Linked DNA regions of Homo sapiens: all the other regions are linked to region 1. The links are chromatin loops, found by intact Hi-C in ENCODE. Cell type or tissue: IMR-90. All regions are shown on one strand.

The links. Peaks named below come from ENCODE experiments on the same cell type or tissue, not always from the same donor. Only the 100,000 strongest peaks of a DNase experiment are listed, where the experiment ranks them.
Region 2: it touches region 1 in a loop (4-fold over the local background); 10 of 110 quality-filtered maps call a loop at or near these places.
Region 3: it touches region 1 in a loop (2.9-fold over the local background); 3 of 110 quality-filtered maps call a loop at or near these places.
Region 4: it touches region 1 in a loop (2.3-fold over the local background); 9 of 110 quality-filtered maps call a loop at or near these places.

Annotation. Positions count from the first base shown.
Region 1 is chr6:126,657,490-126,665,489 of GRCh38, reverse strand. LOC105377992 (a long non-coding RNA gene) reads right to left here and starts at 5,115. Exons shown (of 5, transcript XR_001743836.2): 1 at 4,204-5,115. In IMR-90, a CTCF peak has its summit at 7,738 (motif pointing right); a DNase peak (open chromatin) is centred at 3,659.
Region 2 is chr6:126,166,923-126,174,922 of GRCh38, reverse strand. It overlaps a transcript of TRMT11 not described here. Among named protein-coding and RNA genes, the nearest start is that of CENPW, 170 kb to the left of the region's middle. In IMR-90, a CTCF peak has its summit at 3,847 (motif pointing right); no DNase peak of the experiment used is centred here; H3K27me3 peaks cover 1,199 bases.
Region 3 is chr6:127,097,477-127,105,476 of GRCh38, reverse strand. All of the region lies in intron 4 of LOC105377989 (a long non-coding RNA gene), which reads left to right. Among named protein-coding and RNA genes, the nearest start is that of RSPO3, 17 kb to the left of the region's middle. In IMR-90, a CTCF peak has its summit at 4,521; a DNase peak (open chromatin) is centred at 2,986; H3K27me3 peaks cover 1,200 bases.
Region 4 is chr6:127,116,867-127,124,866 of GRCh38, reverse strand. RSPO3 (R-spondin 3) reads right to left here and starts at 6,196. Exons shown (of 5, transcript NM_032784.5): 1 at 5,578-6,196. The coding sequence starts at 5,674. LOC105377989 (a long non-coding RNA gene) reads left to right here. Exons shown (of 14, transcript XR_002956387.2): 4 at 3,131-5,966. In IMR-90, a CTCF peak has its summit at 3,287 (motif pointing right); a DNase peak (open chromatin) is centred at 3,306; H3K4me3 peaks cover 1,469 bases; H3K27me3 peaks cover 3,822 bases.

The DNA.
Region 1 (8,000 bases):
AGCACTGGAAACAATTTTTTACTGGGCCTTTCTTACAACTAGGTGTGATGAGCTGCCTCTGTTCAGACCAAAAGTTTGCAAGGAGAAAAACTGAACAACTACTAGTGAATGTCCTTAGTTTAATCCCCCAAATGTAAATAACATACCCTAGTCTATGAATACTGCCCCAAAATTCAACACTACTGTTTTCCAGTGAGCCTTAATGGTAAACTATTCCAATATGAGTGCTGCCTCTGATTGCTCACTTTTATCTGTCACAACACACTTTATGATTGCCTTTTTAGAGGCCTAAAAGATAGTGAGTCACCAAAACTACACACCTACTGGGTGGATCTGAATTAATATTTACTTCAATTATCTGGGAGCATGGCTTCCATATTACAATCAAAGACTTGAACATAATAGCCTGGGAAAATTCTTCAACATGTGAAAAGAAAAATAGAAACTTAAAAAATATAATTTAAGGCTTCTTTGGGGAATAAAATTTGAACTGAAGTCTAGTCAGACTCCATAGCACCAAGTGAAAGTTTTCTTATTTTAGTAATATTCAACTTGGAAAAATTAACATGATTTTCCAGGGCTTTTTAAGATATTTAAACAGTAATAGTTTATGACATAGTATAAATATAGAGATAACTAAATAATAGTTTCAGTCTAATTTTGCTGGCAGTTTCTTCCGAAATTTCAAAGTGTTCTTAGAGAAACCCACATTATGTTTTCCTTTTACAATATCTAAGGATTAAATATATACTGATGGTTCTGTTTATTAAGATTTTAAATTGTTGTCTTTAATATAATTTCTATAAATATCTGACTTCATACTTCTATTTGCATAAAATTGGACCTGGTTTTATTCTTATTTTTTCCCTTATTTTTTCATGAATCTGGAAATTATGCAACTGCCTTGTCCCAGGCAGCAAATCCATTTGCCCTCTGGTAAAGACTGTGGCACTGCATATGGGACTACTGAGCTAGCCTCTGTGTCTCCTGATACTATTCATCATAGAGTTTTGTGCCAGTTTTAGTCTCCTAGGCCTTTTCAGTTTACATTCCTTATTCAAAGAGATGCCAAGAAACCAGCAAGAAAGCATTTATTAAATTGGACAGGGAGACATTACAGAAATGAAGGCGCTGGATAGATGAGTATTTATCTTTACTAGGCCCCAGCAGCAAGGATTATTCAGATGGCCAGTTATTGCTTGGTTCAGTGTTCACCCTACTTTCTTCTGCCTTTAGTTCGCTGCAGCCCCCAGATTAAAGAAAGAACTGTGAACATATTATACACATCTAACCATTTCTGGGAACACGTGAGTAGAGACAAAGCTATGAATTTTTAAAATAGAATCATAATACAAACCTATGGAAGGAAGACAAGAAAGTGTATTCCTAATGCTCAGCAAATCAAAATCCAAGACTTCCTAAGACATTTTGGGCTTAATTCCTTACCACAAGTTTAGGAACTGTATGAAAAATACTTTACATGTTTTCTATAGCAGAGATGAAGCTGTAGTGGCAATGTTAATGTTTCATGGATTTGGTGGGCTTCCATGGCTCAACTTTAGCAGGTCTTTGCCTAACAGAAAAGCCGGAAGTCCCATCTCATTGATCCAGTAAGTTCCAGGCATCTGATGCTGTCAGTAATTTCTTGCTTGTTAGCACCGAAAACAAAGTCGTATTTTGTAAAATTAGAAATTACAAATCTGCATATCTTCAGCATCACTTTTAGCCACAGATATACAAAGACGCCTGCATTCGGAAAGCAAATACTTCCTGGCCTTTGGGAAGTGCTTTGACATAATTTCTCCCTTTTCAGTCCAAGCACATTTGCTGTCAGGAAAGCTAAGGTTAAGCAGTTCTGACAAGTAAATATATGGAGTCAGGTAAAGAATGCTGCTTTCTATCCTTTGACTTCTGATATATCTCCTCGGGCCACTAGGGAGAGATGTTTGATTTTTAAAAATGCTTTGGTTGGTAATTTTGAGATTTCTTTGCAATGTTTACTCTCAATCTCATTGCTGTAGTCACGTAATTTGCAAACCTTGTATACTTTGGCTTCAGGAAACTTGAGAGAAAATATCTTTAATTGGTACTGGCAGAAATTTCTAGCATGAGATTTCTCTAGTGTCAAAATTAAGTATTTTCCAGGAACTCACAACTAGATTGAAAGCTCATGGAAGACAAGGACTGAATCTAATATAATCTTGTGTTGTCCAAAATGCTTATTATGTGCCTAGGTTCATTAGTTACCCATGAAATATGAGTCATATAAGAGGAAATTTATTGTTATCAGATTATAACCAGAGCTTTTTTTTGGCAAAAAAAGGCAAAAAATGCATCTTATGTTGTTTATTACTTGAACATTCCAACTCAGAATTAGTTCATCAATTAATTTTCCATTCATTCAATAAAAATGCATGGACTTCCTCTGATGTAAAAACTAAACTAAACAAACAAAACTAAATTTAAAGTGTATTAATTTAGGGAAGTGCAGTTTAAAGAAGTATAAGATACAGCCTCACTCCACAGACTTTTAAATTCTGTTAAAAGATGATTATTTGGGAAAAATAGAAATCAGACAAATACCTGAAGAAGTGCCTTGGGTTCTATAAAACATTCTACTGGAAAAGATAAATGACAGAATACACACAAATCTCCTACATCTAGATGATATAGGAATATAAAAGCATATCAATGGCAGAATGTAAAAGATTGGATTTAGAACCAAATTCCAATTGGAGTTGATTAGTTCTGTTTTGGGCCTGATTTAGATGACATCATTTCATGTGTAGAAGTAGGGGTCAGTTTTGACTTACACCCAGATCTACAGTAGTTAAAACCTAAGAAAAGAAAGACTAGATGTGTATAACTAGGAAAATGGCTCCTCATGGAAGACAGAGATGCTGTGGTTAAGTTTTTAGTAGGTAAACACCTTCATTTGTCTGAGGCTTGTGAGCTCCACTGACTCTACCCCACACATTGCTCCTGAAGATGACACATGTTCATGCACATCCTCAGAATACTGGAGACCAGAAGCAAGGAAAACTAGCTCTTTTTTCAAGGTTGTTGAACCCTGAGTTTAAGAATCTTTGGGTCAAGTAGCTAATTAATATCATCGGACCCAATTGTGAGGAAAAAGATATTGATTATAAAAAATAATAATTGGCTCCTTTCCCCTTCTTTCTTTTAGTGACTTTTATCTCATTCATAGTCCAATTGTTGCAGGCAGATAGGAAAAGCAGCCCTTTGTGAATGGGAAGGTAAAATATGATATGATATCGATGCATATAGGTTCAGATAAAGTAAAAGGTGGACAGAGAGAAGCATGCAAGTACAGAAACTTCTGTGTCTCCCAGCACACAGATCACTAATTCACTGCGAGAACACGATCAGCAATAGTGAGGATTCCCAGAAGAAATCACTTTCATTCCCACCATTCTTAATCCTTTTTTTAACCCCTCTATGAAAATACCCCAATCTACATTCCAAGATGCAAAATATTAGTATATTCATCAAAAATCCCCTCTTGCTTCATGCCATCACTCTGAGGATGGGAAAGTGAGCTCAGGGAAATGCTTATGAAATTCTTTGGAATGCAGCTAAATATAGGAAAACATGAGTTAACACTGCCCCATGTAAGTAGTAACTCACTGGGGAAAAAGAATGGTGTCTGAAACCACAGAGTATTTGATGATTCCTAAATTTGTCATTGAAATCATGAGATCCCAGGCCCTGACTTTTTGTAGGATCCCTATTATGAACATGAGGGTTAAAAATCTTTAATTTCCTCAAGTTACCAGGCAAGATTTTCCCTAAACTAGATGTAGTTTAATTAAATACTCATTTTTCAGAACCTTAAGTTAATGTCAGACACATATAGCAAGATAATATATAACACCACCAGAACTGGTGAAAAGAAAGAAACTTTTTGAAAAATATGTACTCTGCTAGGTATAAGATTTTTCATCTCCTTCCTCTTTCCTTTCTATAATCCATTATCATATAAAGTACCATAATGTGTGTGTGTGTGTATGTTTGTTTAACAAGGAAAACAAAAAAGTTCTCCTTATATTTTCACATTTAGATAAAAGTCTGCCTTCATGAGGGATGTTTTCTCTATTTCATATATATAAACAACCTGCATATTTCATTTCCTCAAAGAATTAAAATATTCATAAGAGTAGGTACTAAGTCAGTTCTACTTACTCTTCTGCACCCTGCATTGCATGTATATTGTGGCCATATGGTAACTAATTATGTAGTATATACGAGATCTAGAAGAGAAGGAGCTCATTTCAAAGCAGTTGGTGAGAGATAGAAGCACCCTATCAATGCTATAGAAGACGTCATAGAAGAAAGGAGAGCAGGCAGATCAGCCTGAAGAAGTGATTGTTAGACCACAGTAAAAGAGGGCATAGAAAACAGCAGTCAGAAAATAAGGAAAAAACAAAAAGGGCAGGGAATTTTATTTATAACTAAGAGAGAGGTTGTCATGGAGAATTTAGGTTTGGATTTATATGAAAGAGGGTTGGGCCTTCTGACTCCAGAGTGGATAAAATAAGGTCTGGAGGTGGAAGTAGATTGATGACTGAAAAACAGGCTTTGTGTTGGACAGCAGTGAAAAGAAGATTGATTAAGTAAAGAGACACCAGATAATGGATCATCATAATGCTAGGCTGAGCAGATTTAACTTGATATTACAAGAAATAGGAAATAATTGGCATAGCATATAGGAAGTGTGTTTTTTTTAAAGCATGTACTTTATAGATATACAGACTGATCAGCAACCAGTTCTGATATTTTTGGCTATCTTACCTGATTCTGGACAATTTCTTGAATTCCTCTGATGTTCAATTTTTTTCTTCCGTAAATAATATAATATCTGTACTGTAGTGTTGTAGGTATTAAATATGCTTACTTATGCAAATTGCCTGGTTTATTTTAACAAGTGCACAATGACTATTAGTTCATTCTTTCTTCCATTTGCATGTTGTTTTGGAAAGTGGAACATTAGCACAATTGACTAAATAGTCAATGAGGAATGTTAGAGATTAAGTTGAGTAATAAATTTAAAATAAATTTAGAAATATTCAGTAAATAAAAATGCAGAGAATGTAATTATTTTAATATGCTCATTGATTAATGAGCATTATTAATAATTTACCATTGTCTCTAAGACAGAACTTGATTGTAAATAACACAAGATAGCTCCTGTTCATTTCAACCTTAACAGTTCATTTATATGAATGCTGTTAACTGATCAGTATCCTTGCTTGTTTAGAAAAAAAATGACAATATTTGGATTCACAAATATTTTGAGTGCCATAAATTATCCTTTTCAATGACCCTTTTTGCACTCTTTTGAGTCCTAACAAATTTAGTCAAGAGAACTATTCCTCCTTTTAGCACAAACATTTCACCATTAAGAAGGTGACCTACTTTTAATAAATTTCAAAGTTATTGTTGGCTCTAAATTCTCTCTCTGAAACTGAATGAGTATTTGTCTGCATGCAAGTTCTGAAACCTAATATAGATTATAAAGTGGTCCAAATCTTTTAGCAATTCCTTTTGTACATCAAAATGGTGTCAAGAGTACTCAAAATATATTTCTAAACTTTTACGCTACCTTGTCATAACATAACCTTCTATTGTTATAATTTCATTTAGCTAGGAATGGAAATGATAGCAGAATTTAATTAATAAGAAATTGGATGGGCCATCTATATTACATGTAAGAACACTATTGTCAACAACTCCCATATTTTAGAAACCTCAGAGCACTGTGGAAAAGTAAACAAACAAGCAGGTTAATTCCACTAAATTAGAATCTTTTCTGGCATCGACTCAAATGAATTTACAATGAATATCTTTGTAAGAAAGTCCTGATTTTCAATTTATCTTTCAGTGGTGAATTAGTCTGTATTGTCTCTTGTTTTAAAAGAGTTGTTTGCATGTTGAAAGATAAATATTTAAATTTGGCACTGATGTCCTTTACAAACCCTTTGTTGGAGAATCTGATATAAACCTTCACTAAATGGTTATTGAAATACCTCTGGTCATCTCAATGCCCAGTTATCTGAATTAATCTGTGGAGTGTACATGACATAAGCTGACATAACCATATTCTTTCCACTACTTTATGGATGTAGTACACAGAAATTACATTAAGTTACTAGTGGGTGCCAGGCATAGAAGGTTATAGACCCATAAAAATCAAGACTCATGTGACCTCAGAGGAAGAGTGATCAAGATATGAGTGTCCTCAGTTCTTGAACAACATAACAATCCCTCATTACAGAAACTGTATAGACCTAGCTCCATTTTCTTCCATTTGAATTGCATGATGTTTCCTGGTTTTATTTTACAATAAATCCCATTTACTAAATGTAGTTTGAGAAGTCCTTTTTTTAGTCATATGACACCTGAGTTACATAAAGGTATTGAGTGTCACACAGATCTTCCATTTTTAATATCCTATAGTATGTTGCAGAATAAGTAAGGAGAATAGTAGGATCAAAATTTTATATAAAGTTATATGCATTGTTCCTAATCATCTCTGCCCATCTCTCTTATCTCCTTACCACCTGTCTTCTTCCTACACATAGACACACATACATATAGACACACACCATGGTTCTTGGAAATTCCCAGGGATATAAATTTGAAACAAGGTAGTATTGTTGTAAGGGTCATCAAAAAGTCAATACATATTAGGTCACTGTCATTCTCAACAAGATAAACACTGGAATCTTGAGAGAAATTGTAGGGATCATCAATCAATTTATTATATTCTAAAAAATACATGAAACTCCAATGTGCATTAAAATTTAGGAAGAACCTAGAAATCTTATGACTAGGTTAGTTCTAATCCCCAGAATGTCTCTAACCCATGCTCCAGCCTAGAAAATTAAGTGTATTGTGTGAGAGAAGCAAAGTAAGTAAAAGCTGTAAATCTCATAAGAATGGAAAAATGTCTACTTTAATTAACGGTTGTATACCCTGCACTGTGCACAGAACCTGTGACATGATTAGTTCTTCTTAAGTGTTTGTTGAGAAGTTAACTGAATGAGTGAATGGATGATTGGAAAAATTAGAAGTCAATTTTTTAATCTAAAATCAGTAAATTAAAGAAAAATTTATTGAGACTCCATAAAATAATAAGCAAGGCATACAACCTCCAGCCTCACATATTGCATATTATGAAGCACTCATAGACTAACATATTCTATATCATTAATTATGGCTACTCTAAAATCTTCCAGAGGTCTGGAGTTCCTAGTCTTCATCTTTTATCTCCAAACATGACTTAAACTATTAGAAGAATGTGTATCTTTCACCCATTTGGGAAGGAGGGCTTTGTTACTATATTAAAATCATAATCACAAGAAGTCTAGTGGTTACTGGAAACTATTGTGATTGCCTTCTAATAGGAACATTTCCAAACTTCTCCCTTAATGTGGTTGCAATTTTGAATACTTGATGTGAGAAAGTCAGTGTGGTAAAAGATACAAAATACTTAAATTTCTCTACTACAACAAAGACCTGGAGGAAAAGTCTTGAGTTGTGCAAACAATTCATCTTAGTTGTTATCACCACTTAAAAACATTTATACTAATGTAAAAACGCCAAGAAGAGATCGTTTTCCTCTGTCTTTTGAATGTAAAATATCAGAAGGAAATTTTGTTTGGCTGCCTCTTCAAAGAACAAATCACTTGTGTGTAAACAACACCAGTCCAACAGAGGGAGCTAAGTGCACACAGGGATTGAGGGAGAGGGTAAAGATTATTAGATTATAGTCAGACATATATTTTATTCCCTGAATTCCATCCTACTCCTCCCTTAGAAGGACCCATTGACCACAGTGGGGATAGAGAGTTGATTCCGAAGCCCACTGCCATGACTTATCTCATTTTTAAATCTCTTTTCCACTCCTCCTTTTGTTCTTACTTTTCCTTTAGCTTCTCCTGCTTTCTTGATGCAATTTCTTTCTCTCTCCTATTTTC
Region 2 (8,000 bases), 490 kb after region 1:
TTGGGACTCACCAGGGTGCTCCATTTCTGTCATTTTCTCTTTTTGCGACTCACTCTTCTGCTTCTCAATCTGCTCTTGCTCTCTCACTGTCTTTTCCTCTGAAAATTCAAAGGCACAATTATAGCATGAAGTTGCAAAGGTTTTTTACCTTTCACCTGCAAGGAACTAACAGGCAAGGACATTCAGGGTGGGGATGTAGACCAAAGAGAAAAATTCCTTTAACTAGATATAACCTTAATTGAAGAATTTTGACTTGTCCACAAGAGATCTGTGATAATGGAATCAAATACTGTTCCTATTTTACAAAACAGAAAGCATTTATATTAACTGCCAGGGAATAAACACCTCTGTTTGTTTTTTGTGTAAAGTGCTAAGTGCCATATAGGCAAGCGTGGTTAGGAACAGTGTGGCTTTAAGGTCCTGAGGCTGAGAGAAGCATCAACATTTTCCTCATTATTTGGGTAGAATGCCATAAGGAAATTTCCATATTTTGGTAAATTGAAGGGCATGGTAGCCCAGCAGATGTCAAGAAGTACAGATACGAAATTCATACCCTGAAATGTCTGGCAGCTTTTTGTGGGCTTCCTGACATTTAACCAGCAAAGACTGTAGATGTGTCTGAAATAAGACTGTTCCTTTGCTTTCTGTGACTTAGACTTTTCTGGGTTTGGAGTCTTCTGGGTTTAGAGTTTGTAAAATAAAGATCAGAATGCTTGCAGCTACACCTTCACCAACACTCCACCAATGCCATTCCTGAGGATAGCCTATGAGGAGTGGGCGACAGTGGGGAGTGAGAGGCTGCAGAAAGGTGAGGAAGGAACATGTGTTGCCAAGGCCAGTGCTCCAAATAAAAACATCAGGTTCTGGGATGGAACTTGAGATTCTGCATGTCCAGCAAGCTCCTAGGAACACACTTTGAGCAGCCAGGACCTTGGATCAGTGCTTCTCACACTATCTGTTGAGAAGGAATAGCTCCCCCACCCACATGATCCCAGGCAGGACTCTGCTCTTCTGTTCCCCAGACATTCTCCTGGGGCAGAGAAAGAGGCCACAGTGACATGACACACTAATCACTTCTGCAGCACACCAGGAACCAGATGCACCATCAAAAATTCTGCTGGTTTCCAGGTTGGGCATATGAGGAAAAAGACAAAAAGAATTCTTCACTTCACTGCTTGAGGCCACACAGTCTCTGTAACACACTGAAGGATGCTAAGTTCCTTTGGTTTTCCTGCAAACAACCGCTAACACCAGTCTTGTATTTAGAGTAGGATTTAAAATCCATCCACAGCCCATACTTTTTAAGGAAGCAAATCATGGGGTTGGCTTCCCATATGCTTCTCATCTCTGGGGTCTGCTTACCAGTTGACTTCTCATAGCATGCTTGCCCCGACTGCCTTGCAGTCTTTTCAGATGAAATTCAAGATTCTCCGGTAACTGTAGCAGGACAACTCCTAAGATCAGCGACCTTCCAAATAACCTTCTCATTCCTCTCATGTTCAGAGAATGGGAAAGGATGCCAGAAAGCTATGTGAGGGTGAATGAGGGCCAGAATTGTAATTTATATCTATGACCTGACAGAAAGGTGGAAACGGGGAGAATGTTACTCAATACTTTTTTGCACTGTACTAATCTCTCCTCAAGGATGCTTTGCCAAGACAAATCATATATTTTTATATAAAGCATCTACCATTTCTACTCCTTTGCCATAAACAGGCATTTCAAACTTAGCAAGGGCAAGAGAACTTTTTTACTAGAATAGAATGTTAGCTCCTTGAAGACAGAAATTCTGCTAGGCTCATTTACTGCCATACCCTGAGCACCAGAATAATGTTTGGCACACAGTAGGTGCTCCGAAAACATGTGTTGGCAACTACCTAACCATAATGGTAATGAGGGCATTGCGAGGCCTCATGACATATCTTCTCTACCTACATATTGTACACATCCTTCTTACACCCCGGTTCACCTCCTGCCAGCCTTTCCTGACTCTTCCCACATTTTATAAACTCCCTTCCCTTCTGTGCAAATTTATTATCTTCCCAGTATCCTCACCTCATCTATATGCCTCCTTTGTTCTACATTTTCTCTGATCTTGCATGTATCAGAGACTTTTACAGCATAAGTTTAAAAACTTATGAAACAGTGAGTGTTACAGCTCCACTGTCCCTTCTAAGCTTACTGCCTAGAACCATGAAAGAATGAAGACTCTAGTTTGCAAAGATTTCCTGCAGAGGTAACAGCTGTGAGTACAGCAAATATTGGACGGATGGGACACAAAGTCACGCTAACAGTATTGAAAGTGTTTCAATAAGACAGAAAAAAAAATACACTTGAAGAAAATGTCCTACTTCACACTTTTGACCAGGGCTAGAATAAATCTGTGAGGAAATATTTGTTGAGGCTTTATGTGATTCTGAGCAATCTGTGAGGTAAAAATCACATAACTACCGGGGACTCTTTTCAGATGTAATGAAATGCAGCCATGGTCCAACCTTGACTAGAGATTCTGCATGGGGGTTCTGCCACATGATGGGAAAGACAGATGGCCCACAGGATTAGTGTTTCTCTGCTCACATAACTTCTTGGAGTAACACTCAAGAACAGACCAAAATGACATCTTATTCTAAGTACCTCCCTTTGTCGATGTGACACCTCAGCAATCCCCCCACAATGACAGAATTTTGGCTCCTCAGCTAAACTTAATGATGCAGAAATAATTCAGGACATGAAAACTGAGGGGAAAAAAAGGTGCTGTACTAAGCAAAAACCACTTAGGGAAAATACCTTTTTTTTTAAATTTTGATCAAGTAATTCAGCCACTCCAAACAATGTAATCATGTTTGTGTTTCTCATTGAGCACTGGTGAAAAACATTTAACCTTTTTTTAAAAAGCCCTTTAAAGGCCAGGTGTGGTGGCTCTTGCCTGTAATCCCAGCCGTTTGGGAGGCTGAGGCGGGTGGATCACCTGAGATCAGGAGTTTGAGACCAGCCTAGCCAATATGATGAAACCTTTCTCTACTAAAAATACAAAAATTAGCTGGGCATGGTAGCAGGCTGCCCGTAATCCTAGGTACTCGGGAGGCTGAGGCAGGAGAATCGTTTGAAGCCGGGAGGCAGAAGTTGCAGTGAGCCGAGATCACACCATTGCACTCCAGCCTGGGCGACAAGAGCGAAACTCTCTCTCTTAAAAAAAGAAAAAATCTTTAAAGACACAGTTTCTCAAGATCCGATTTTAAAACTACAACATTAAAGTATCACCACCTAATAGTATTGTCACACCCTCCACTCTTGTGACAAATTGTTTTATGACTATTCCCTCCCCAGTTCTCACACTAAGAATACTATAAGAGCAGTTAAAAAAAAAAATCTTGGTTTCAAGTTTTCTTAAATCAGCTACAGTTCAACAACCTGAAATAATTAAAAATAAATTAGAACCTAATGTTCAGTAACCCAATCATAGCATGTGGCTAATTGTGAGTATCCAGTCAACACCAGCACCAAGTTCTGATGAAATAAAACCATCCCACTGACATATCCCCGGCACCCACCACCCCCAAGACTCTTAGGATACAATGTCTATCTATCACTTGCCAGGGTTACTTCCTTCTGTTACCACAAACACTCCCATTGCCAGCAAAAGCCTTAATCAGTCTTGAGAAAAAAAAAAAAGTAAGCGAATCCTGCTTTTGCTTTCATAACGCTATAAAAATACATATAGCCTCCTTCGATAGTTATCTATCTCCCCAGTTATGGCCTCCCCAGAATAAATTCTGGTGGGTTTAAGTAGATGAAACCAAATACTTCGAAGTTCCTCTTTCCATAGTAATTACTTACCTCACAACCAAAAGAGGGCAGCACTGAGGGCATCAGTAAAGGAGGTCAAAGTTAAATAGCATATTTAAGTGGGGATCAACCTGCTCATTAAAATCACCTGGTACAGTAAAAAATACCATCCCCAGAGTTTCTGAATCAGCTGCCCTGAGGAGGGACCTCTAAGGCATTGACATTTTATTGATGCTTCCCAGGTTATTCTACTGTGCCTTGTAACCAAAGCAGTTTTCACTTTATGTTTTTCCCTTATTTTCACTTATTAAAATATTTCACTTATTTTCACTTAGTAAAATAGGTTTTCCCTTATTTTCAGCAAAGTTAAACCTGGAAAAACCCCCAAAGAGCATCGAGATTGTGCTTCTCAAACTTCCATGAGGGCACAGATCAGCGGGAGATCTTGTAAAAATGCAGATACCACGTCAGGAAGTGTGGAGTGAGACCTGAGGTAGCACAGTTCTGGCGAGCTCACAGGTGTGCCTCATCTGAGAACCACACCTTGTTCTCCCTGTTAACTTTACTAGATAAAAAAAAATGAGACCCAGACAGAGACTGTGGCTTCCTTCAGGTAATACAGCCAGCGAAAGAACAAAATGTGATCAGAACTGAACATAATGACCTCTGTCTTGGGTTACCACAGCAGCTGACATATGGAAAGAACATCCACTGAATTTTCTATGGGAAACTGGGAGAAAACTAAGTGATAAGGAAATTTTGGCAATTTCAAGTATAAAAAACTCATAGTGTAAAGTTAGTGTAAATAAACTAGGGAGAGGGTTACAATTAAAAAAGTAAGAATCAGTTTCGGGTTTTTTGGTTTTGAAGCAGGAGGTATGAATGCATGGTAAGAGAATAAAACAAACTGAACAGAAGTGAAAAATAAGCAAACCCTGTATAATAGCACATGAAAAAGGGCACAGAGAGGGAAAAAATGAAACAATAGAAAATAAAAGACACCAGGCTGACAAAAGGAAAATAAGAATAAAAGTAGAGAGCTGGAAAATTAGACACAGGTTCTAAAATAAAAGGAAAATACAGCAGCATGGAAAGGAACAAAAAGAAAAATCTAATGAGACGGGAGGATTCCTGGAAAAAGACTATATAAAATAAATTGCAAGAGAGTAGAGACCATGAGAAGGTAAAGTACTAAAGACAGTCAGGAACCTGAACACATATAAAAAAAAATTTGTCTTATTTAGTAGAAAACAGAAAAGAAGTTGTATTTCATGAAATATCATGGTTTTTATTTTTCCTGTTTATATTTTTTAAATAACAAAAAGTAATTTCTCCATTACCAGCTGGGACCTGAAAGATTTGCACAGTTCTAGGAAGGGGAAGTAAGAACTCTTCTGAGGCTACCATCTCCTCTAGGCAGAAGGAGTTGAAAAGAAAACAGGTTTAAGTCCAAAAGCATTCCATTTTTTGTGTCCTATGTAAAATATTATGGGACCCAGAAACTCTTCACCAGCCAGGTGACCACATATTTTACCACAGCATGAGAGACAGGCTTTTTTGAAGAAGCCATAACTCCAGCTTTATGAACTGATCCAGGCAGTCAAAACCAAGAGGAATCATCTTCAGGAGGAAACGTTTCCCCTGAGCATGTATCTGTGAAAACTAAGTTCAGACTGATGAGTCTTTTCGACATGGGTAACACTAAGCACCATTGTTGCCCAAATACATTTAGATCGTGGCTCTAGGGAAGTCCCTTTAATTACATATTTCCACTGACCATTTCCATTCACTAACCATAGCTCATTTCCAATTCCAAAACATCACTTAGAGTCTCAAGGAAGAAAAAAAAATATTGCAGAAGTTTTCTTTCCTATAGACCAAACGTTAAAAATTCAAATGCCTACAAGGACAGGGCAGCTCACACAAATGGGTAAAGCTGGCCTGCCTTAATAAGACTGGGAGCACGTGTCACATTAAAAGGTAGCTCCATCTACCCAGTTCCAGTATGCAGAAATGCAGACTCAGTGCTACCACATGCACCTGCATTCCAGGAGACTGAAGAAATGCAGATTCTTAGGTGCGATCTCCTGATTTTTAAATGTTAATGATTAGTTTGTTCGTTTGTTTGGTTTGATTTTGGAATAACTTTGCAATTCTGTTTTAGATCCTGCATTTTCGTTGGAAAAGATGGAAAATTTTCTTAGCAATCAAAAAGGAAAGAAGTAGACATAATGGTATGAGACAAGTGGATCCACCACAAGTAGACTCACCCATAAAATAAAGCACAAGTGGTTTGTACTTTTATAACATTTCTTTTCATGGCAGGGCATGGTGGCTCGCACCTGTAATCCCAGCACTTTGGGAGGCCGAGGCTGGCAGATCACAAGGTCAGGAATTTGAGACCAGCCTGGCCAACAGGGTGAAACTCCTTCTCTACTAAAAATATAAAAATTAGCTGGGCGAGGTGGCACACTCCTGTAATCCCAGCTACTTGGGAGGCTGAGGCAGGAGAATCGCTTGAACCCAGGAGGCAGAGGTTGCGGTGAGCCAAGATCGCGCCACTGCACTCCAGCCTGGGTGACAGAGCAAGACTCCTTCTTGGAAAAATAAAATAAGACCTCTTTTCATCCAAGGAGAGGGAAAGTGGCAATTCTAACATAATGGCCAATATGATCAGTAGGATACAGCTGGCAAAAACTTAGCCTCACTTCTAGCATTTATTCCTATAGCTCCATATATTGAGAGCATTTTCTTTCCATTCACCAATGACATGTCATTCATATCATTAACAGAAATAAGTTTAGTTCTTAGATTTTGACTTGAAATCCCCTGGGTAGTCCCTTTTTACTCAGTATCAACGACTGTTGGAGAAACCATAAAGAACTCCCCCTAACACTGGTTCTGACTACACAGCTTTTCTAGGAGGGCTGAGGTTGCCGGTGTAAGAGAAGGAGTTCCACAGCTTCACTGTTCAGCATTAATATTCACTGATAAAAAGAAATGTGTTTCTTAATATGATAACCAGCTCCTAGTCTCCTGAGGCTCCACTGTAGCTGAGTTTCATGAGGCCCACATCAATCTTCCAAAACACATCTGAAGCCATGCAGTTCACATTCCAGCTATAAATGGGAGACACTGACCCAAGTCCAAACAAAAACAAAAATCATCCAAAACCTCCTCTTTCCAACATCACAGGCTTCTGAATAAAATGTTTACATTCTCCCAGGCTGGAGTTCTTCCAGACAGGGCTGGAAACCAAAGTCACAGTGAATATCAGAGGCTGACTGATTACAAATCAGGAAACCTACCCAGAAACATATGTCCGAGGTGGAAAAAGAAGGCTGGTCTGTTGAGCGTATGAAGACTGGGAAATACACATATGTGCTGTATCACTTGCATACATTTGAGAAACTAATGATTATCCATAGGCACAAATACAGACACACACCATATACACACACATAAGAGCATTGCCTTCTCCTCAAAATTCACTGATTCCCATACTTTATTTTTTAGATAAGCTGAACACACAATAGCAAATTAATGTTTTAAGAACCATAACAGATGGCTGGCAAGATGGCTAGGAAGAGCTCTGGTCTGCAGCTCCCAGTGAGATCAAAGAAGAAGGCAGGTGATTTCTGCATTTCCAATTGAGGTACCCACTTCGTCTCATTGGGACTGGTTAGACAGTGGGTGCAGCCCATGGAGGGTGAGCAGAAGCAGGGTGAGGCATCACCTCACCTGGGAAGTGCAAGGGGTCAGAGAACTTCCTCCCCTAGCCAAGGGAAGCTGTTAGGGACTGTGCCATGAGGAACAGTGCTATCTGGCCCAGACACTATGCTTTTCCCATGGTTTTCGCAACCCACAGACCAGGAGATTCCCTCGGGTGCCTACACCACCAGGGCCCTGGGTTTCAAGCACAAAACTGGGCAGCCATTTGGGCAGACACCGAGCTAGCTGCAGGAGTTTTTTTCATACCCCAGTGGTGTATGGAATGCCAGCGAGACAGAACCATTCACTCCCCTGGAAAGGGGGCTGAAGTCAGGGAGCCAAGAGGTCTTGCTCAGTGGATCCCACCCCCAATGAAGCCTGACAGGCTAAGATGCACTGGCTTGAAATTCTTGCTGCCAGCACAGCACTCTGAAGTCAACCTGGGACACTTGAGCTTGGTGGGGGGTGGGACACTGGTCATTATTGAGGCTTGAGTAGGCAGT
Region 3 (8,000 bases), 440 kb before region 1:
AAATGTAGTGAGAATAACACCAAAGAAATAAAGGACCCAGGTCTCCAGGAGCACATAACTAAGTCATGAAGAAGACCTAAAGAAATATATTAGTAACAAAAATGCTATTCTATTTATGCCTTTATTACCAAAAAGGAATCACTCTTAAACTACCAAGAAAAGAGAAGAACTAAGTCAGTTTAGTTAAAATACCAGTCTTTGAAGACTTGAGTCAGGTAAGCCAGGTTTTGAAGCAAGTCTAAATCTGATAGAGATATAGGGAAAGAGCAATTAATATAGGGAGGCATTACTATTTAAGGAAAGGCTTGGGTAAGAAGTCTTCCTCTCTCTTTTGAGTGACCTCTCTCAATTGAATGACCCACTCTCTGCTTAGGTTCCTTCAGAAGGTTCAGCTTCACATTCAGCAGCATTTCCTGAGACCTCGTGTTCCAGGCCCTGTGCAAGGCACTGTGGCATGTTATCACATTTGTTTAACCAGTAGCTCTTCCCTCTAGATAGGTTGGCAGGTTATTCTCAACCTTTTCTTCCATGCTGTGCATCTTATTCACCCCTGGAATCTAAAATACATAAATAGTGTGTGTGTGTGTGTGTGTGTGTGTGTGTGTGTGTGTGGTGGGGAGGGAGGGTGAGTGAGTGATCAGTAGCTTTAGCTCTGTCTCCATTCCCCAAAATATTCACTTCAATAGGCCTTGCTACTTATAGGTAGTCCAGAGAGCAGAAGCACAGAGATCATCTGGGAGCTTGTTAGAAATGCAGAACATCAGGCCGGGTGCGGTGGCTCACGCCTGTAATCCCAGCACTTTGGGAGGCCGAGGTGGGTGGATCACCTGAGGTCAGGAGTTCGAGACCAGCCTGACCAACATGGAGAAACCCCGTCTCTACTAAAAAATACAAAAATTAGCCAGGAGTGGTGGCGCATGCCTGTAATCCCAGCTACTCGGGAGGCTGAGGCAGGAGAATTGCTTGAACCCAGGAGGCAAAGGTTGCAGTGAGCCGAGATCGTGCCATGGTGCTCCAGCCTGGGCAACCACAGTGAAACTCTGTCTCAAAAAAAAAAAAAAAAAAAGAAATGCAGAACATTAGGCCCCACCTCGGACCTGCTAATCACAATCTACTCAATCATTTTAACCATTATTTATCCAGGTGACTGAATGCATATTAAAGTTTGAGAACCCTTCATGATATAATCATATGAAAGAGCTTTTAACAGGACTATTGAGTAGGCTCAATTTCAACACAATTAAGTCAGAAAGTCTAGTGACTGGGGTATCTGTGTGGTTTAAACACTCTCCAGGAGATTATAGTGTGCACCCAAGGTTGGGGCACACTGCTCTGCTCTTTCCCAAAATGACATATAGATAAAAATTTCACAAATCCCTTGTAAACAAAGTAGATTTCAGAGTCTAGATTCAGAACCTATAGAATCAGAAATCATAATTTCCAGAAAAGAAAGCTGTTCATCTGTATATTTAACAAGCAACTCAGGCTCTATTTCTTTCATCTGGTGACCTTGTGGGAACTCATTTTTTCCTGTGTCCTTACATCCTTCACCAAAGGACAAGAGGCAGTGGAGTCACAAAGTAGGGAGACAAACATGGAAAGGAAAGAAATAATGTGAGATGAGAAATAGATTCCAAAATATCCAATAGGGTGGGGGCAGAGGTGGAGGTGGGACTCAAATCAGCCTGAATCCCTTTGTCACTATCAAGAGCCACTGCTGCACTTAGATGAGTGAATGATTCCCAACAACTGTAAATCTCTTTGTTTGAGAAAGGACTGATGTTGAAAGGGCACATTTCAGAGACGATAACCATGGTTTGGGGGAAGAGAGAGATCAAATCAGAATGGGTAACTTGACTGAGAGTCTTCTGGTTCATTACAAAGGGAATGAGTCAGTATTCTGTAGGACTGTGGGAAGCTGTCCTTTGGATTCTTTCTTTGCTTATGTGATTCTCAGTTTGAGGAATACCAATTTCGAGAATGTGTAGTCTCTCTACTGGTAAATGTAACACAAAAGTCAATAACACGTTTCTAATACTGGTATTGATTATAACACATTATAATGCATTATAATACATACTCATTGCATTTGTTCAATGTATCTGCTGTCTTGATATAGAGTACCGGGTTGGTTTGAGAAATTCTTTTTCATAAAATTATGTTAAGTTGTATTTCAAGAATTTTTTAAGACCATGCATTGATTTATAGAATTATTTATAGTTTTATTTATATTTTGCAGTAGGAGAAATACCATGTGTTTTAAATATCTACTTAAAAAAATACGCGGAGTACTCTACTAGGTGCTGCAGATAGAAAATAGAGGATAGAGCCTCCGCTTCTGAAGTGCTTAAAATTTATTTGGAGTCAGAGGTGTCAGAACTTATATGCACAAAAAAATTAGTAACAATGGAGCAGAGGATATGTTGACAGACAAATGGGAGATTTGGATGGTAAGTGTTAAAGGAGTTGAGAGTGCTGTTATGCCTGTGGGCATTGTGCTTTGTGCTATCCCTAGAAAACTTGCCAGTGTGAACTAAGAGACTATTTTTGTATTTCATTACCAATTCTCACTGTAAAACTTTAATGATTATTTAACTTCTCTGAATAATAGCTGAATGCAAATGCAATTAAAAAACATATTTTTTTGAATTTCCTTTGATGCTAAACTTAAAGGAAGTTTAGAGACACAATAAGTTATCCTTTCTAGTTTGAATATCTAGAGGAATTAAAAGACCCTAAGGTAATTCGCTTTTGTAATATGGACCCAAACTGGATATTTGGTTGATAACTATTTTCTTGCCTTCTCATTCTAGCAAGGGGTTGTGATTTCCCAACAAAGACAGAGAGTTGCAAAACAGCAGGACTTTGCTAGAGTTAGTAATTAATTAGGTGCTAAAAGTACCAGAGGCTCTGAGACACAGTGTGTGACTCAAAGGGATAAGAAGCACCCAGAATTTCAAACAAGTGTCACTTAAATAAACAGAAAGTCAAGTGAGTCCTGTCTGTGGAATGGGAAATGGTCAATTGACATCAGGAGCCACTATGCAACTGTGTAATACAACGTTATAAGGATTAGTCACGATATTTTGCAACTTGTGCATGACTGGAGGTTTTTTTCTCAGTTCTGTAGAAGGTGAGCAATTATCTGCCTGGTAGAATTCACAGAAGTCAAAATGAACTCTTAATGCACCATAGTGTTCAAATAAATAACCAGTCCTTCAGAGGTTCCCACCAGCTGACTTTCCTCTACCCCTTTAATGTATATTAATCAATCAAGTTAATTATTAATATTAGTAGACAAGCCAAAGCACTTTACTAATCAACTAATAGCTGGGGACCCAAGGCCAAGCAAGAGCTTTCATGACTGGGAGGAACATTCCAGAGAGAAAATTATATAAGTGGTCATTTTGTCTAAAAGGAAATGTGTTTCTCCTATGGAGTAGAAGAATTCCTGCATAAATACAGATAAGTGTTAAGGTGTTATTCAACTTAAGATTTTATGGTTTCTTTCCCATATTATTTCCAAGTTTCTTTATGTAACTATTTAAATTTTGAAGTGGTAGGTACTAAACACTGTAATAGGGTCTATCAACATAAGATAGTGGAAGATCATCAGAGCTCACAAATAGATCTATAGGTAAACATTATGTGTGTGTGTGTGTGTGTATGTGTATGTGCGTATGTTTTTTAAAATGTGGGTTCCCTGCAAGAATGGGAAAGGAGAAAAAAGATCTGATGTAACTTGATTATCCTCGAGTGAGTATTATTCCTATGAGGGATTTCATGAACATTTTTTATTATAATTAATATATGGTACAGAATGCTTCAGTGTAACATTGAGAACATTTTTGTTATGTTGAATAAGTCTGCCTGAGGTTGAAAATGCAAAACATGTAAAACAACTCTTAAATGTATTCAAGTTTTAAGAGTTTAGAAGAATTAAGCAACTCTCTGATTTTGCGCTTTTTTTTGCAATATAAAATTAATACATGTATGTCTTGCCATAAAGAAACATGTAACTTGCATATTTGCAAGTGAATATGTGTTCGTCAGAGACATGAGAGGCCAAATTTCATTGAATTTGGTTAGTAAACTTTAAATTGTAGACATAAATGTTTCATGACAGGTTTATTTGATTTGATGGCATGTATTAAATGCTAATTCATTAAAACATTATCTGATTCATACTAAAAAAGCTATTACTGCAAATTTGGAATTTTTTTACTTTATATTACAGAACCAGTAGTTAATTACTTTCCTTTAGAGATCTCTGGTCCTGGCACTAGTAGATGAATGAGTTGGAGTTACAAATCAGTAGTTGACTTAGCAGAAACATTTTAGCTGTGTCCATTAATAAAGACTGAATATTGTTTTTTCTTTTTTTTCTTTTTAAGACAACTTGTAGTTTTTTTTTTTTTTTTTTTTTTGGAGGTTGGGACAGATAGTTTCGTAGCATGAATGCTCCACATTTTAAAATGTGTATTGAGAAAGAATTTACTGGATCAAGTCTTTCCCATCAACATACTCTAGAGGGAGTCAAATCTAAGAAAGTTATGTTTAATGCATTTCAAGTGCTGTTGGTTTTTTAAAAATAACTTCCTCTTCTTGGTGACAATCTGTTTTGGCCCTCTTAGTTAATAAGGATGCAGTCCAGGAATTGGTTAGAACCGGGATCTAATGAGGCCAAGGTAGAGACTGATTCCATGTGTGAACCATTTAGCCACTTACAGAGAAAATACCCCTTCCCTTGGTCACAGACTGCTTGGGTCAGCATGTGAACCAATGCATACTTAGGCATGAATAGGGAGAGAGTGAAAGGTAGGATGTGGAGTAAAAGAGTATTTACAGGCCAGGAAAAACTACTCCTTCCCGAATGGAATAATAAACTGCAATATGGGTCTCAATAATGCCATTAGTTAGCTGTGTGAACTTGGAAACACCTCTTAACCTCTTTGAAATTCAGTTTTTCAATTGTACTAAAACGGAATTTTGAGCTAGAAGGTCTCAGGTCTAAGTTTTATGATATTATTTCGATAGAAGAAAGTTTATGGTTTGTATAAAAGTGTATCTTGAAGATCTGGGTATGAGCCAGTAGCTCCTGTAGAAATCTTGGAAGTCTGGGCTGGGCGCGATGGCTCACGCCTGTAATCTCAGCACCTTGGGAGGCCTAGACAGGTAGATCACCTGAGGTTGGGAGTTCGAGACCAGCCTGACCAAAATGGAGAAACCCTGTCTCTACTAAAAATACAAAATTAGCTGGGCATACCTGCCTGTAATCCCAGCTACTCAGGAAGCTGAGGCAGGAGAATTGCTTGAATCTAGGAGGCAGAGGTTGTGGTGAGCCAAGATCTCGCCATTGCATTCCAGCCTGGGCAACAAGAGTGAAACTCCATCTCAAAAAAAAAATAAAAATCTTGGAAGTCTAGCATTTTGTTTTTAATATACTTTTGTTCTAAATATTCTTGTATCATGCACAACTGGATTACATGTACTTCTGCCATATATCTCCTGTACTTTTTAAAACGTTTGTTCCTTTTATTGCACTATTTCTTTCACTTGATGTTTACTGAGCTTCTATTTACAGTTATAGAAACCTCACATGCTCTTTAGACGCAACTCAGCTGATGTGAACTCCATGAAACACTCCTTGTCCCTTCTTAACACTATAAGAATGATTTCTACTTTCTCTGAACTTCACTCAAATTTTGCTGTTACTTTTCTTTTGGCACTATCACTTTCTGCCTTACCTTATAGTTGTTTCTGGAACATGTCTTACTTGTCAATGAAACTCAAACTCCTTAAGTAGGTGTAGAGATCAAGGGATCTAAACTTTACATTCTCCATTTTAAGCAATGGGATTTGCTAATAGTAAATATTCAACACAAATCTGCTGACAAAAATCAATAAAAGAATGCTGCTTAAAATATCTAGTTTTTGAAAAATTATTTAAATAGACATGTAGTTCATTTTAATGAGACCATCAATTGCAGTTCCTCAGACTTTATAGTTCTTATGTTTGTGAGGAGACACTTTTAGCAAATTTTCTTTTTAGGAAGGGAGGGAGGAAAAATGCTTGGTATTATTTCTTTCTAACTTGTACATGCAAACTAATTTTAAGAACTCATACAGCTTCAGTTTTTTCCTTTGTCAACTTTTAGGTTGGTATCTACCCGAAACAGAGTTTGAGTGAATGTTTTTTAAAGATTTTCATACAATTTTACACCGTTAATCTTCTATAGCTCTTGATGATGAGGAGCAGCCAGCATTTTTCTCATCAGGTACCAATTTCTTTGTATATCTCAAAAGGACCAAATCTCCAAATAGAGTTGGGTGTGCAATTAGAAATTCTCACATTCAGTGCAAGTATGTGTTAGGATTTTCTTCAATAGCCTCTTAGGTACTGTGTAGCTTTTATTTCTATTATGCCTTCTCCCTATCTTTCTACTTTAATTTCTACTTTTTGTTTCTTCCTTTCAGCCCACAGTCATACAAGGCATTTATATAGTAGGTGCACAATGCATAATTTATTTGGTTTAATTCTCTCTGTTCTTTTCCCTTAATCAACACATGGAATTTTATCCAGGGGAAAGAGTAACATGTGGAGTTTATCCTCTTCATCTTCTATTTTAGCTTTTCTGTATTTCTTTCTTCAAGCGGCTGCCATTTCATTTCTTTTGAGTATTAGCTTACACTGTGGAATCCCCTCGCTTGGTAATTGCAAAGGCTTAAATCTCTGATGATAAATGTCAAGTGGTGGGGTTGAAACTTTTGGAAAGGAGGGCCTTGTTCATCATCATTTCCTTCCTTTTTCCCTTCCTTCTTCCTTCCCTTTCTTTTTCTTTTAAAGTCTGGAACTGACAAGTTGATATTTCAAGACTAATATCCTGAAATAAGGAGACATTAATGCCTAAAGTTATTTTCACAATCTAAAACTGAACATATCATAGCTATTATGTTTATCTACAAAGACATATAAGGCCAGTGTCAAGATCATTCTTCGGGAAAAAAATTAATGCCGTTAAGAATATTCTTCATGTAATCTGTGGGATACTTATAGCCATGAAAAAGTTTCTGGTAGTCTTTGCTGTTTTTAACCTGGGTGTATGTTTTTTGCTCATCATATTTTATATGTTTCTGGGTGAAGTTCATACCAAAGAGAGAAATAAAGGAACAGAAAAATATTAAATAACTATCTTTCATTGTAACTGAACATTTTTCTAAAGATGAATGATATGGACTTTGAAGGAAGATGTACATTTCTAAACTGCAATGATTATCTCAAACATGTAGATAATGACTTTGGAAAATTTGCTAAAGATTCTTGACATAGAGAAGAATAAGATAAGTTTCATTTATAATAATCTAGAAAAAATAAAAATATTTGAAGAAAAAAGCTGTGTTGGTGCACATGCAGAGACAGAGAAATAAGGAACTTATGTATACACCTACAATGTGCCCACAAAAATAAAAATATTAAAAAATAAGGAACTTAATCATAGTAAATTCTCTTTAAAAGTCTTATTTGAATTATTACTGGTGAATTTGTCTTGTTGTCTTTATACTTATGTTGAGTCTTGTGTCAAGATTTTTAAAAATCAAAAACACAGAAAAGCAAAGCTCCCAATGCATCTTCTTCATCAGCACAAGGATTCACACTCTTCCTCCATTCTTCCTCTCTCCACTCCGTTGAAAAATCCCAATGTTACCATGGTTTCTGTGATTTCAAAAATGATACTTTTTGCATCTCCCCAGTACTAAAAACCAAGAAAGTAGACTAGAATTTTTACTGCTATAGATAGCTCGGATGTTGTTACAAATTATTTATTTATTTATTTATTTATTTATTTATTTATTTATTTATTTTTGAGACAGAGTTTCACTCTTGCTGCCCAGGCTGGAGTGCAGTGGCACAATCTCGACTCACTGCACCCTCCGCCTCCTGGGTTCAAGCAATTCTCCTGCCTCAGCCTTCCGAGTAGCTGGGATTACAGGCATCCTCC
Region 4 (8,000 bases), 460 kb before region 1:
AATGGAACACCCCATTCTTTTCAGTATTGCTGGATGACTACTTTAATCAGAATGCCAGTAATATTCCTGAATGGAAAGATCTGATGGGCAGAATTGAAGAAACAGAAAAGATGGCTAGCATCTTTTACATATGTATATGCTGTACTTCATGTGTTTAGTTATGGTTGCAAAGCATTTCAAATTTACTAGGTTGTCAGATATTAAATTTTAAGATATTCAATCATGTGAAACCCTGAGAAAAATCTCTAATTAAGAAAGCAATCTACATTTGCCCTTAAAATCAAAGGCCAAGCAAAAAAAAAAACTGTGCAATTTATGATGCAACATTTTTTCAAATTATTATTTTCAAAAAAAAAATGCCAGCACATAATGCACTGTTAGAAGAAATAGTCCTAACCAAGTCAAACATAATTTCAACACACTGTCTTGCATGATCCTTACTGTGCTCTTAAAACTGAATGATGTTTTCCTAATGGTAACCAAAGTTTTTTCTTACATTTCATGAAACACAATATCCACTCTGATGGCATTTCAAGAATTCACTACTTGGAAAATAATTTTTTTGGGGTGGGGATGGGATATGTGAGTGAATAGTGAAGAAGTAGGAAGAGAGAGATCAAGATATGTCCAAAATGAAACATTGGGATGGAGACAAAGGGGAAAAGACAATTTGGCAAATCAGTATATCTAGAATAGTTTTATTTTTTCATAGCTCATTCTTATAATTGCAGAGGTGTATTTTGGTCTTAACTCTACATAGGGCTCTGAAAACTCTACATAGTACTCTGCCAACATTGCATAGGATTCAAAAGAATTATTACAACTAAAAAAAGATTAACCATTGAACTAGAAAATATTTTAGACATTTAGTAGCAATCTGGAGATCTCTGTCCAGATTCAAATAATCTAAAATAATCAGATGTCTAATAAATTCATTTTGGAGCAATGCAGCAAGGGTTTCCCCATAATAACTGGAAAATAAAATTTTACTACACGTTGTAATTTCCATTCATTGCTTTCTGGGGACCTAATTTGTACAATATTAAATGCCAGGGAATTATTTAATGGAGAAATGACTTAGTAAAGCTTATCTATTTGCAAGTTCAAATACTCTTCATATTTCATGTTTAAAGGAATATTGAAATAACAACATTAAATCAGTTTCATACTCATTCTTACATTCTCATTACTTGAGTAACTTGGGGCTAAAAAGAAGGTATTTTAAAATTACCATTTCTAACGTTCTTGTTAAAATCCTTCTATTAAAGTAATAAACGGAATTAAAATAGTGTCACCATGGGATATTTTGAGAAACAACCCTGATAATGTAATGATGATTAAATTTGAGTTCACAAAGATGTTTTTCCTTGCATTTAGATGTTGCCACTACCGCATATGAATTTGCATTTGTCTTGATTTATACAGCTGTTACACGACGTATCAAAGAATACACTTTCTTCAGCAAATTCTATTCGTGTCTGTATCTTTAAAACACTGTTACTCTCAAAAATAAGGCAGACTGGTGAGAAACGTAGACAAGTGTGAAAAATACATTGTAGTCAATATCCAAACCAAACTTTCATTTGAAATTAATATTACAAAATGTATAGTAGAATTAAAGATTTTTCTATTTTATCAGTTAACTTGTTATTTTCCAGGATTCACAACATAATCACAAAGGGTGTGTCATAATTTCAAAGACTGGCTCAACATCTGAAACAATGTCATGAGCAATGACCAGTACATTCCAATAGTCTGTTTTTATTTTATTACCATGAAAATTATTTCCTTTTTATTCTTTCTCTCTTTCTTCAGACGTCTTTATGAAAGACTTGCGAAGTTTTATAGATTGTGCAATGAGTGCTTTTAAATTATTATGCATATAATGGCTTTTCAAAACTTGCATTTATCTAGAGTCTGAACAATTAAAACCGAGCTACTAGATGGCATCAAATAAAAAGGATGCTAAATGCCATCTGATGTTTCTAACAATAACCTTCTGGCACAGAATAATCCCATAGTATCTCCTAGATAATCAAATGATATATTCCGTTTAGAAAACTTTACTATTAGGTATTTAATTCTTTGACATTGATCACCATTATATAAAATAATGAGTTCAAAAATTTCCAGTCAAGGAGAACAGTTTATTCTCTAAACCTATTGAATAAATGATGGCCTTGAGACCATCTAATTTATTACTTAATAAACCTGATATCTTCTCTATGACCAGAATATAGAATAAAGGTGTACATAACTGTGAGATTCATGGCAGGAGACAAGTTCCACTTGCTAGATATATGGCATTATGTAGGTTACTGAGCCTCTAGTTCTCAGGCCTTTTCTTTCTAAGATGGGAAGATAAGTACCTGCTTCTTCACTTCAGTGGCTATTTCAGGGCCCAAGCAACTAATCCACGTGAAAATGTGAGGCCCCACTAAGATTCTGTGGCTATCATTATGGCAAAAAAAAAGTGCTTCTTAATGTTATTAGCACACAATCTGGAATTCAAAGGTTGAGTCATTTTTAAGAGCTGTATACCAATTCAAATAGATAAAAATTTATTGTGTATTTATTCACCCATAACTAAATAGACATTTTAAAGTACAAGGGTCTTGTCTTAAAACATTGTTTCTTTTATGAGAAGAAACACTAGTTTGTAATAACTAGGATCACTAGTTTATATCAAAGTAGAGACAAATGGAATTACAGTTGTTTTAGGGAAACAGGAGAATACTGATATGGCTTTATTTGCTATTTCTGAGGATAATGCATGATTCTTTGGACATGACAATATTTAACACTTCAAATGAATGTTCTTGTTTACAAAAAAGTTTCCTACTAAATCAAGAGAGACCATTAAATTTTTTGTAGAAGTTTTTAACACCTAATTTTCTACCTGTCATATCTTTATTGATGATTTTAAGCTTAGGAAATTGAAACTATATAACTACAGGCCAGAAGACTCCTTAAATATTCACTTAATTGTCTCTTGAAGAAACAATTAGGATAGCCAGCCTCTTTTGAAAACACGTTTGACCACATGTTTTCATTTTAAAAACTTTTCCTAGTCCTTACTTGAGAAACAGGAACTGTGAATTGAATCTTTTTGTTCGTTTTTTTCCCCCAGAGATTTCAAAACAAACGGTATATCTGAGTTTGTGCACATGCAGTTTGACCTTGAGTTTCTGGGCATTTAAAGAGGACCTCTCTACCCTCCACTCCTTCCTCCTTAAGTCATACTGCACCTGCCAAGAGTCTAGTCTGTCTCCTCCGAGGACGCAAGGGGTCGCCCCTCTACCAGGATTGCACCAGCAAACCAAGCCGCAAACGCAGACTCAAGTGCGAAGGAGCAAGAGCATCGCTGTGGGTGCTGTCTCCCAGTCCCACTCCCACAGAAAAATTGGAATTGCAACCCAGTTCCACTATTCCTTCTTTCATCCCCTCAACACAAACAGAGGTCTCCTTTGACTTGGCCTTGAGATGATTAAGGCAGGTCGAAAAGCAGTTTGCCTTTTGACTCCTCTCGGCCCAACCTAGAGGTGCATCATCCCACAGCTCCCTGAGGCAGCGCCCGGGGAAAGCTTCCTGCGCCGTGGTCCTCGCTGGGGGAGGTGGGCACAAAAGGACTACAAGCTTTCTTTCCTGTGTCTTCCTTCAGAATCAGGGGCCCCAAAACTGCAAAGCGAGACGCCTCTGACACTCAGTACCCTGTCCCTCCTTGACAAGTGTGTGGCTCCCAGCCCGGGGGTCCTCGGTGGGGGTAAAGGAGAGAGCGTGCTCTGGGACGCCCAATGGGCACGGGCTGGAAGAGCGGATGGAAAGCAGAGTGGGTTGCGCTCCAGCCCGGGCTCCCTATGCCCACTGACCCTGAGACTCAATTCCCCAGGCCAGACCCTGGGAGGAGAGGAGGCGGGGACCGCCAGGCGCGTGGACACCGCTGAACCCCAGGCCTCCCCTTCCGCGTCCGGGCCGGAATGAAAGAGTGGGTGGGGAGTTACCAGAGTACACACCATTCGGAGGCCAAGAATAATAAATCGGATGCCCTGACATATTTAGTTTGGGCTCTCCTGCCCCCTGCTAGGTGATCCTAAAGGCGGTGAGGCCCGGCCAGGGCCCCTGTCGCTCTGGCACTGCCACCTTTTTAAAAGGCAATTTTCAGGTGAATCAAACCTTGTCTGGCCGAGGCCAGCAATACAAAGGGAGCTTTCAGGGGACCCTCATGCCCAGGGGCAGGGCAGGGACAAACAGCGGCCGAGAAGCGATTACTAAATTTCCATCTCACACAAGCCGGTGTTGTGTCCTCCGCGCTGCCCCGACGTCTGCCCCGAAAGGCTTCCCGGGCGGGACGCTGGGAGAGGGATCCCCTTGGGAAACCAGGTGGGGCCGCTGGGCCTGGGCTGCACGCCGCGGAGGTGCGAGAGCCCAGAGCAGCAGCATCGCTTCCTGCCCCTCGCGAGCTCCAGGAGAAGTTTCCTCCTCCCTCTCTCCACCAGCGCCCCCAACCATAGAGCCAGGGTCGCCCCTGCTCTGAGATCTGCGAAAGGACTCCCCATGGGAACACAGACACTAGAGCAGCGAGGGCGCCAGGCTACCCTGGAGCGAGGAGAGGTGACACCTTCGCATCTGTCCCTTCATCTTGGGAAGATTCTACCTTTCAGACAGACCAACCCAGGTTGAGGCTGCCGTGGTGGTGTCCGCTTAATTCCAGCTAGGACACCGTCTTAAGAAGCCATCACAATCCAACCCTCCAAATAACAGCATTAAGGGCAGCGAGGAGGCGAATCTTTAGGGAGACCCCACTCTCTGTACGTGTGTGTCCCAGGGGACACACTTGAAAGGGCCAGAGATGGTACAGACGCTCACATGTGACAAGAGAGAACCTGGAAACTCCGCACCTCCGGCTCCCCACAGCTGGGGTTTTGCTGTCTTCAACCCTCGGGCGGGGGACGTCCGGCAGCTCTGCAAACGCGCAGACACGCGAACCCCATCGCCTCGCGCGCCCTTTGGCTCCGCTGGTGCGTGTCGGGGATGCGGCCGCGCAGGCGCTCGCTCCCTGGCTTCCTGGCCGGGTAGCGGGCGTTCGGCTACCGGAGTCCAGCCTAAGGGCCCAGCCGAGGTCTCCCCGCGCGAGGCGGTTGCGCTAGGTGAGCGGGTACCGCGGCCGCGCCTCCCTTGTCATTTACTCAGCGGTCAGAGGCATCCTGCGTCTGGGAGTCCCAAGTGCCTTCGGCTGGGTGCCCCTGTCCGATCCTCAAAAGGAAAGCACAAATCCCGGGTGCGAGTCTAACCCAGGACCGAACTTTCCCGCGAACCTGAAGTTACCATGGGGCGGGAGCCACCTTAGCGCCGCGTCCGCCCGCCCCTCGCACCGGCTAGGATGCTGCGGAAGGCAGGGGCGCCGAGAGGCAAGGGTGAAAGACGCCGTCCATACCCCCAAAGCCCGAACCTGCATCTCCTCTGCGAGGCGCAGGGCGGGAGGACCGCTGCAGTTGGGAGCCGGCTCCGGACAGGCAAAGCGACCCGACAGGTGAACGCGGCGGGAGGGAGCAAACGCGTAAAAAACCCTGCACTTACTTCTTCGCTGGCGCCTTCCCCGGGAGGCGTTTTGGCTGCCGATGTATTCCATAAAGTTCAAAATGATAAAAAGCCAAGAAATCAGTCGCAAGTGCATAGTAACCCAGTAATGCTTCCCTTCCTTTCTCCTCTTTCTTTTGATTGTTAATTATATTTAATGTTTTTAAAATATATGTAGGTGTTAGGCGTATATAGACAGTGCCCGAGCAGCGGGACTTCTCCTCTCACATCCGATAGGCGTGCTGTGATGGCAAGCGAAGTGGGGCGGGTGGACAGGGAAACCAACTATTGTACTTTCAAATTATCCAAGCACTGAACTGCGGCGGCTTCGCTGGGGTGGCTGGCATCGCCGCGAACCGGGGTTCCAGGAGCCGCCGGGGCGGCCGCAGGTAGCATGTTGTGCGGCAACTGCCGCAGGCGGGATCCGGGCGGGCGAGCGGCGGCGGCGGCGGCTGCAGCGGCGGCCCCTTGGGCTCAGAAGCTGCGGCGGCTGCGGCTGCAGCGGCGGGGGCCCCTGGAGCGCAGGGGAGCGGGCGCCGTCGGCACAGCGGCCATGGCCAAGGGGCGGCGGAGAGACCCCGAGCTGCTTCTGGCGTGCGCGAGCAGGAGACGCTCCAGTGTTGGGCTGGGCTCCCGGGAGCACCACATAGGGGAGGAGGAGGAGGAGGGCAGGGAGGGGGGAGGGAGAGGAGGGCAGGGAGGGGGAGAGGAGGGGGGATGGCTGTGGGGGGCGGGGGGGAGCTCGGGGGCGGGGAAGGAAACTGCTGGAGCAACAACCCTGAGCGACCTCAATAACTTTCAATTTCAAGAGGGAAAGAGGGAGCTGGAAAAGTACAGGCGTTGCGCTTTGGCAGAGGGACGGGAAGAGGCGCCTAAGGGGTCCCGGGTCTACAGCGCAGCATCTCTGGACACTGCAGTGACGGCCGGAGAATTCCAGCCAGAAGAATGGGGAAAGCAGTGCGTGCGAAGAGCCCCTCCAGAAGGGCAGCTCTGGCGGGGAGACTTGGGCGCACTGGGGCTGGCAGGCAGTGTTGAGGCCGAAGACCCCCCACCCATCCCAGTTCGGCTCCTCTCCGCGGCCTCAAGCTAGGCGCACCCGGCTGTCGGTGGCCGTGCGCCCCTGCGCCCTTGTGCCCCAGCGCCCCCACCCCATCCCCAGCGCCGGCGCGCAACTACCCTCTCCCCCTTGGCAGATCGCTGGAGAGTTTCTGGCTGCTGACTTGTTCCCGGCTTTCCTGACCTTCTCCTCTGTTGCCTTTCTCCCTTTTTCTTTTTCTCTCTCTTTCTTTCTTTCTTTCTTTCTTTCTTTCTTTCTTTCTTTCTTTCTTTCTTTCTTTCTTTCTTTCTTTCTTTCTCTTTCTTTCTTTTCTTTCTTTCTTCCTTCCTCTTTCTTTGTCTTTCTTTCTTTCTTTCCTTCCTTCCTTCCTTCCTTCCTTCCTTCCTTCCTTCCTTCTTCTTTCTTTCTTTCTTTCCTTTCTTTCTTTCTTTTCGGCTGCAGTTGGTCGCCAGGCGGGTGGTGGGGAGGAAACTCTGTGGGTGCTGCCGGTCAGCTACTCTGAGGTTTACCTGCTCCGAGCGGGGAGGACCCAGAAGTGTGTGCGCTCAGGACCTTCCCGTTGGAAATGCAGCTGTGCTACGGCTTTCTTCCAAACCAAGGCTTTTCTGTGGCTTTGGAAGATTCCTTTCCCGCTCAGGCAATTCCCTCTATAGTCAGCTCGCCCCCCTTGGAGTTTTCTCTCCCACCCTCGGTCTCCCAGTGTTCTTGAGAGGATCTGTTGTACATTCTAATCTCGCATCTGGAAGACTGGGAATAAGATTTGGAAAGATTTTCCCAGTCTTGGGGAAGGAAGGGGAAGGTCCACTACTTTCTTATCTTCCCAGCCCAAGTGGAGGCCCAAGGCAGCAGAGAGTAAGATGCTCTGGCCCACCCAGGGATGGGAGAACAGAGGGCCGGCACCCCTGAGTGGGGCACACCCTGGCTGTCGTTAGTAAATGGTGAGCTTTCCACGTCTTTTCTCCGGTAGCACCAGCCGATGAACTTTTCAGTAATTACTGAAGAAGTATTTAGTCGAAAGTCACAAGCCTCAAGTGATTTTAACATAAGCCTGCCCTATGTATTATATTTAACAGAATATCTGAAGGACTACACTAGCACTACAGGTTAACACAGCAGCAAACTTCTGGGAGGTCACTTTGAAAGAGTCCCTGATTCATAGGTGCTTTGCTAATTTTTGTGCTCAAATAATTCAGTGTAAGTCAATTGCTAAAGCCTTGCAGAGTAGCAAGTGACACTTGCACTTCTATCTCCTTCCTCCATTTGTAATCCCTATTACTGGATTGCCTTCAATTTATGTAAATTAGGTAAATTTACATGAATTAGAGCATTTTGTAAGTTTGCAATGCTGTGAATTGTATGTCTCTGG